Linked DNA regions of Homo sapiens: region 2 is linked to region 1. Evidence: chromatin contacts called from ENCODE POLR2A ChIA-PET data. All regions are on one chromosome and are shown on one strand. The core of a region is the stretch at or near the end of the contact, and the rest is flanking DNA. Distances in the headings are between cores, read along the strand shown.

What was found. ChIA-PET counts read pairs that join two places held with the same protein, here RNA polymerase II (POLR2A).
Region 2: POLR2A ChIA-PET joins it to region 1 with 10 read pairs in activated naive CD4-positive, alpha-beta T cell. The contact joins the enhancer-like site here to the promoter of CTC1 in region 1. POLR2A ChIA-PET finds 5 or more read pairs at or near these places in 2 of 52 experiments (activated CD4-positive, alpha-beta T cell and activated naive CD4-positive, alpha-beta T cell).

Annotation. Positions count from the first base shown.
Region 1 is chr17:8,245,046-8,249,305 of GRCh38, forward strand. CTC1 (CST telomere replication complex component 1) reads right to left here and starts at 3,011. Exons shown (of 23, transcript NM_025099.6): 1 at 2,959-3,011. The coding sequence starts at 2,991. It overlaps PFAS (phosphoribosylformylglycinamidine synthase), which reads left to right and starts at 4,244. Exons shown (of 28, transcript NM_012393.3): 1 at 4,244-4,260. RefSeq lists enhancers at 2,808-2,947, 3,428-3,547, 3,672-4,260 and a silencer at 3,038-3,087.
Region 2 is chr17:17,684,303-17,688,098 of GRCh38, forward strand. All of the region lies in intron 1 of RAI1 (retinoic acid induced 1), which reads left to right. Among named protein-coding and RNA genes, the nearest start is that of RAI1, 4.7 kb to the left of the region's middle. Within about 2 kb of position 1,714, at least 22 of the 41 ENCODE cell types and tissues checked have a DNase peak (open chromatin) inside an H3K27ac peak, as active enhancers do.

The DNA.
Region 1 (4,260 bases), core at 1,761-4,260:
CAGAAAACCAAATACTGCATGTTTGTTCCCACTTATAAGTGGGAGCTAAATAACGAGAACACGTGAACACAAAGAGGGAAATAACAGACACTGGGTCCTACTTGAGGGTGGGAAGAGAGAGATTGGAAAAAATACCCATCAAGTACTATGCTTAGTACAGGGGTGACGAAATAATCTCTATACCAAACCCCCATGACATGAGGTTACCTACATAATAAACCTGCGCACGTCCCCCTGAATCTAAAATAAAAGTTAAAAGGAAAAAAAAGTCTTCAAGTTCTAGATGTCTTCAGCATCCTTGTGGACAGCCCTACCACTGACTTTCAGCCCACTTCAGCCACACACTCATTCATGGTCAGAGTTGTGGAAGGCAGACCAAATCACCATTCAGAGTTGCCCCACCAGTATAAGCAAAGTTCCGACTCTCACGCTTTTTGTCTTCCTCTCCCAGTATTCTTTTGTAGTTCCTGTTTCTCGGATGGCCTATCCTTTGCTTGGTGCACTGAATACGACTGTCTCTCAAAGTGATCCCATGGCTTCAAGGTAAAATTACCTAAGTTTTGTTAAAAAGGCAAATTCGTGTTTTCATCTACTGAGTAAAAATGGAGCAGACTGGATGTGGTGGCTCTCGCCTGTAATCCCAGCACTCTGGGGGGCCAAGGTGGATCGCTCGAGCCCAGTAGTTCACTACTAGTCTGGGCAACAAGGCAAAGACCCGTCTCTACAAAAAAGAAAAATTAGCTGGGCATGGTGGCTCGTGCCTGTAGTCCCAGCTACTCGGGAGGCTGAGGTGGGAGGATCACCTGAGCCTGGGAAGGTTGAGACCCGCCTGGGCAACATGGTGAAACTCTAAAACAATTCAAAATTAGCTGGATTAGCCTGGCGTGGTAGCACATGCCAGTAGTCCCAGCTACTTGGGAGGCTGAGGTGGGAGGATCACCTTAGCCTGGGAAGGTTGAGACCCGCCTGGGCAACATGGTGAAACTCTAAAACAATTCAAAATTAGCTGGGTTAGCCTGGCGTGGTAGCACACGCCAGTAGTCCCAGCTACTTGGGAGGCTGAGGTGGGAGGATCGCTTGAGCCCAGGGAGGTTGAGGCTGCAGTGAGCCATGATGGTGCCACTGCACTCTAGCCTGGGTGACAGAGTAAGACCTTGTTTCAAAAAAAAAAAAAAAAAAAAAAAGGAGGGAGGAAGAGGAAGATCCAGATTAATACAGGCTGAAGTTTAAGAACACAATATGCTTTCCCACAATTATCTCAACCACTGCATGGGTTTAACAGCCATGGCCAGATGATGATTGTTCCTGTATGTCTACTTTAGCTGAGATCTCATTCCTGAGCTTTAGTCCTATCCATCTGCCAGACTCTCCATGGCCAATCCACAGGCAGCACACATGCCCAACACTGAACTTTCCACAAAACCCTGTCCTTTTCTAGAACTCTTCTAGTGTTATGTTCACTAACTTAGCAAATAGTACCCTTAACCAAACAGTTGTTCTATCCTGAAACCTAGATGTCCTCCTTAGCTCCTTCCTTTCCCTACATAGGTCCCAGTCCTGGCTGGGTGCAGTGGCTCACGCCTGTAATCCCAGCAGTTTCGGAGGCCAAGGCGGGCAGATCACGACGTCAGGAGATCGAGACCATCCTGGCTAACATGGTGAAACACCGTCTGTACTTAAAAAAAAGAAAAAAAATACAAAAATGAGCTGGGCATGGCGGCGCGTGCCTGTATGCCTGTAATTCCAGCTACTCGGGAGGCTGAGGCAGAAGAATCGCTTGAACCTGGGAGGCAGAGGTTGCAGTGAGCCGAGATCGCGTCACTGCACTCCAGCCTGGTGACAAAGCTAGACTCCGTCTCAAAACACACACACACACACACGCACACAAACCAATCCTTTAGATTGTATTTTCTTAACATCTTATTTATTTATTTATTTATTTATTTATTTATTTATTTATTTATTTGAGATGGAGTCTGGCTCTGTCGTCCAGGCTAGAGTGCAGTGGCGCGATCTCGGCTCACTGCAACCTCCACTTCCGTGGTTCCCTGCTCAGCTTCCTGAGCAGCTGGGATTACCGGCGTGTGCCACCACACCCAATTACCCTCATGTTAAAGTCGCTGCTTAGCAAGAGGTACAAAACTGTCAGCTCTGACCCCTCCACCACCACCCAACTGAACTTTTGAGTTTTTCAGACACCTGCTCTATCCTCCTGCCTTTGAATATGTGTTTGCTTCCGTCCTGAAACCCCTTCCGGCGCTTTTTTTTTTTTTTTTTTTTTTTTGACAGAGTCTCGCTCTGTTGCCCAGGCTGGAGTGCTGTGGCACAATCTCAGCTCACTGCAGCCTCCGTCTACCCGGTTCAAGCGATTCTCCTGCCTCAACCTTCTGAGTAGCTGGAATTACAGGTGCGCGCCACCACGCCCGGCTAATTTTTGTATTTTTAGTAGAGATGAGGTTTCACCATGTTGGTCAGGCTGGTCTCGAACTCCTGACCTCAAGTAATCCGCCCGCCTCCGCCTCCCACAGTGCTGGATTACAAGCGTGAGCCACCACACCCAGCCCCTTTCGGCGCTTTTTGCCTTCTACACGCACTTCGGGTCTCAGACGCTTTTACTTATTATGGTTGCCCTTTTCCCCTACAGCTCCGTCAAGGGTCTTCTCCAGGAACCCACAGCCCCATAGTTCCCCCATTAACCTGCTCCTGGTTTCCCACCAGGATTAAACCCTAGAGAGTGAACGGAGACCAGTTTAAGGCTCACAGCGGGCGCCGCGTGAATGAGGGAATAAACATTCGCAGAACCAGTAAGAGGTAGGAGCGGACCGACTCACAACCCCCTCACCCATGGGCCGGACGCGGCCAGCGAGCCCAGAGAGACAAGGCAGAGGAAATAGGAAGAGAAAGAGTATCTGTGACAAACAAGAAAAAAGGAACAAGAGACGTAATAGCAGCACTCACGGAGGAAGGGACCTGGGCCCGGCCAGCCGCCATGATGCGCCGGAGCTCCGCCCCCGGGAGGGGCAGGTGCTCGCTTGGGGGTGGGGATGGGGGTGGGGGGGCGCTCGGTGACGTCACCGGTGAGCGGGTTTCCTCGCCACCTCCAGCTCCTTCTCGCTGCTCACCCCCTCGCTTCCTAGAGACTCCGCGAGGCGCCTCGGTGCACCATCCCAACTCCCGACACCCCTGTCTCTTTTCTCTGATTTTTTTTTTTTTAAGACGAAGCCTGGTTCTGTCGCCCAGGCTGGAGTGCAGTGGCGCGATCTCGGCTCACTGCAACCCCCGCCTCCCAGGTTCAAGGGATTTTCCGGCCTCAGCCTCCTGAGTAGCTAGGATTACAGGCACCTGCCACCACCACGCCCGGCTAATTTTTTTTTTTTTTTTTTTTTTTGTATTTTTAGTAGAGACGGGGTTTCACCATGTGGCCAGGCTGGTCTCAAACTCCTGACCTCAGGTGATCCACCCGCCTCAGCCTCCCAAAGTGCTGGGATTACAGGCGTGAAACACAGCCCCTGGCCCTCTCTGATTTTTTTGAGACGAGGTCTCGCTCTATCGCCCAGGCTGGAGTGCAGCGGCGCCATCTCGGTTCACTGCAGCCTCGACCTCCCGGGCTCAAGCGATCCTCCCACCTCAGCCCACCAAGTAGCTGGGATCGCAGGCTTGCACCGCCACACCCGGCTAATTTTTGTATTTTTCTGTAGCGACATGGTTTCGCCATGTTGCCCAGACTGGTCTCGAACTCCTGGGCTCAAGCGATCTGCCCGCCTCGGGCTCCCAAAGTGCTCGGATTACAGGCGGGAGCCACCGCGCCCAGCCTCCGTCTCCCTCCTAAGTGACATCCTGTCCGGCATCCCGCAGGCCTTCAGATGGATGGGGTAGCAGAGCTCAGGAACTCAAACACAGCCCGCCTGGTGGATGACTTCTAAGCATCTTTCAGTCTCCCTGATCTTGCCAAGCAGAGAAGGGCTTCCTCGTAATGCCACCAAAGCACAACTTTCACATGCTTGCTTTATGGCCTTAACTAACTGATGTCATTACTTAACTGTCCCCGCGGGGACGGGGAACTGAATGTATTTTCACAAACGTCAGTTCAAGACAGATTTGTGGGAGAAACCACCTGGGGATAAACCTCTCCCCACCAAGAACCTAGAATTCGGCCGGGTGGCTGGGGAAAAGTGGGCGGGGCGTAGTCGCCCCGGCGCTGGCAGGTCCAGTCTCTGCCCGCGGCGCACGCGGATGACGTAACAAACGCGCGCGACGATT
Region 2 (3,796 bases), core at 464-2,963, 9.4 Mb after region 1:
ATAACTCCCTTACTGTGTCTGCTGGTCTGTAATCCTTTTTGTTCTTGTGTATTTGTTTTTTTTTTAATTACTGATTGCTACCCACGAAATTAATTTTGCAATCCACTGATGGGTCATACCCAGAATTTGAAAAAAACAAGCCTAGGAAATGAATTTGCCATCTATTCATGCAACAAATGTTAATTGCAACCCTAATAATTCCTCTCATGTTAAACTACTCAAGTAACACTTGGATACTTGGGTGAAAAATGCAAATAAGCCAGAAATATATGTAGTAAAAGTAAAAGTTCCCTTGGCACCCTCCCTGCAGGTAACCCCAGTTAATAGTTTGAACGTATCCTTCCAGACTTTTTGTTACTCACTTAATGCATATATATATATATATATATATATATATATATATATGTATGTATGTATGTATATTACATATACCAATCCATGCATAGTTTTCTTTTTCCCCAAGTGAGGACATACTGTGGGCTCTTCCTCGGCAGCTTCCTTTTTCCTCTCCGTTTGTCTTGGAGAGGTTGGTTGTGTGGCGAAGTCCTTCAGGGCAAGTTCTGGGTTGACTCCTGGCTCCACCACATACTGAACAGGCCATTTACCTCTCTGTGCCTCAGTGTCCCCATCTTTACAATCAGGAGAATAACAGTACAGACCTCACGGTACTGAAGTAAAGATGCAGTGAGTTAATCCATATGAAGTTTAGAGCAGTGCTTTTGCCAATAAATGCTGATTGCTGCCGTCATTGTTGTATTGTTATTGCTGTTCTATCTCCATGGCAGCCCATGTTTGAAATGCATTGCTTTCCACAGCTGCCTGTGGCCATGGCATGGGTGTCTTTTTCCTCCCCTATCCAACGTGTGGCTCCACAGGGAGGGAGGAGGTGCAACAGCAACGGTGTGCGCAGAGCAGCGTCTCTGCGGGAGAGGCACCTGGGCACTGGGCCCAAGGGAACAGGGATTTTCCAAGGACCCACTGTTTCCAAAGTTCTGTGCTTAATGTCGGGGTCCAAGCAGGAAGCATCCCTGCACTTGACCACAAGAAGGTCACAGCCCAGTGGGTGATTGGGACCCAGCTCATAGCCAAGGCCTCGACCAGAGCTGGAGGCTTCCTGGAGGAGGGGCCTTTGAGCAGGTGCTTCAGGCACGGCGAGGTAAGAGTGAGAGGAGCATTCCTGGCAGAGGGAACACAGTGAGCAGAGCGAGTCTTTGGAAGCTGGAAGGGATGTGGCCTGTGTGCTGTAGCCAAACAAGAGGGGAGGACTTGGCTCAGAAAGAATGGTGGCGGAAGAGGTTGGGCTGTTGCTGGGACCTCCTCACTGGCCTCCCTGCCTCCATCCTGTCCCCTCCCAGGTGCTGGCCAGCAGCACTGTCAGAGCGATCGTTCTAAACCCAGCAGATAACCTCCAGTGGCTCCTGCTGCCTTATGAATAAAGGTCCCATCTGTAGTTCTTCCCATGCTGTCCAGGGCCATTTCTGGTGTCCTCTGCCTGCCCTGTCCTCATTCAGTCCTGTCCCCTCCAGCCACAGCTGGCACCTCCTTGTTAAGGTGCAGCCATGTGCATCCTTGCCTCTGTGCATCGGGCTGGGCTGTTCCTTCCACCTGGGATGCCCCTCACCTTCCTCCCTGCCGCCCCAGACCAAAACAGACGTCCTGTCTCCTCCTCCTCTGACCTCCGAGGCAGAATGAGTCATCTCCCTTTGTCTATACTCGTGGCATAGCGTTTATCACGGAATTATCGGCAATTCTGCCAGTGTCTGTCCTCCCCATGAGGCTGAAGCATCGAGGCCTGAAAGCACGTCTCCTTGCTCTCTCCGGCCCAGTGCCAAGGGCGAGGCCTAGAACACAGGACGCTCAGAAATGCTTCCTGGCAGGAGGGCCAGGTGAGGTGGAGAGGGTGAGAGCCCCAACATTGTCTCCCGTGGGCCCCTTTGATCTTTAGCAAGGGCATGCTCAGGTCTGTGTGGATCTTGTGCTGTCAGCCTTTAGATGAGTGGGGTGAGGGGCTTGGTGGGGTCGGGGGGCAGGGGGAGGTGGCGGGCAGCTTCCCCAGGCTGCTTCCTGAGGGGGCTGGGAGAAACTGGCTCATCCTGTTCCCCAGTGATTGAGGCAGAGCTGTGCCCTGTTCCTGGTGGGTCACTGGGGATCTGAGATTGGAATGTGACACCAGGGAAGGGGAGGCAGGGTGGGAGGCAGGGCTTGGAGGTACAGGCTGGGGCTTGGCTGGCAAAGGACAGATTTCGCTCCACTGGTTCTTGAACCCGTGTGTGTGTGTGTGTGTGTGTGTGTGTGTGTGTGTGTGTGCACGCGCGCGCCGGGGAGGGGAGAGATGGGGAAGAGAAAAACATGAGGGCAGAGAGGTGGAGTGGGGGTGGAGGACCTGGGGAGTGGTGAGCAGGGACAGGGAGAGATGGAAGTGGGGGGACGGCAAGGAGTGAGGGAGAAGTTCCTGCTGCTGCTGCTGGAGAGTATGAAGAGTGTGCTTAGGGCCAGGAAGGAAAGCAGCCAGGCGCATCGTCTCACACCACCATCAGCCATGCCTTCCTTCGTCTGTCCAGCAGACAACCCTAAGTGTTCTCTTGCTTGGCTCCATGCTTGCATGGCCCCAGACAGGAGCAAGCCTGTGGTCCAGGCTTCGCACCCTTGAAGTCTAGGGGCCAGGTGAACAATGAGCATCCGGTTTCTTTCTTTTTTTTGAGATGGAGTCTTGCTCTGTCGCCCAGGCTGGAGTGCAATGGTGCGATCTCAGCTCACTGCAACCTCTGCCTCCCGGGTTCAAGCAATTCTCTGGCTCAGCCTCCCAAGTAGCTGGGATTACAGGCGCCCACCACCACGCCCGGCTAGTTGAGCAACCTCTTTCTGCACAAAGTGATCAGGCTGGGGGAGAGAAGGTGCCCAGAATGCTGTGCAGAGGCAGGAGAGGAGGGTGGAGCAGGCGAGCATGGGGTAGGGGGCAGGGAAGCCATGTGTTAGGCACTATGGTGGGGAGCCAGGACTGCTGGGGAGTCTTCCTTTCCTCTCTGGCCTCGGTCTCATCTGTAAATGGGGGAAGAGTGGACTGCTCTTGCACTGATGGTCTGTGGACCCAAGTCACCCACTCCTTGGGCATGAGAAACCAGGGACCCCGTGGAGACAGCTGATAGAACAGGGACAGCAGGCATGCTCAGAGCGTCTGCAGGCCCATGGTCAGGGGGCTTGAGGGAGAACATGCAGAATCCAGTGGAGCTTGGGTTCGCCTCCTAGAGTTCCCTTCTTGGAGACTGTGCTCATCTGGAAGGCGAGATAGGGTCGGGGTAGGGGAAGGAGCACTGGATTCGGAATCAGGAAAAGTGGTTGAGTTTTAACTGCAGCATCCCTCGGGCAAGTCACTTTCCCTCTGTGAGGGTCAGTTTCCTCTTCTGTCAAAAATGTGAACGGGCTTTGTTGTAAGCATTAAAGGTGAGCTGGGGCGCCGTGGCTCACGCTTGTAATCCCAGCACTTTGGGAGGCCGAGGCAGGCGGATCACTTGAGGTCAGGAGTTTGAGACTAGCCTGACCAACATGGCAAAACCCCATCTCCACTAAAAATACAAAAATTAGCCAGGTGTGGTGGCCCATGCCTGTAATTCCAGCTACTTGGGAGGCTGAGGCACGAGAATCACTTGAACCCAGGAAATGGAGGTTGCAGCGAGCCAAGATAGCACCACTGCACTCCAGCCTGGGTGAAGGAGACTCTGTCTCAAAAAAAAAAAAAAAAAAAAAGTGAGTGTTGCTGTGTTTTGTCATCTGGAAAGCAAGGAGGTCCTATAGCTTG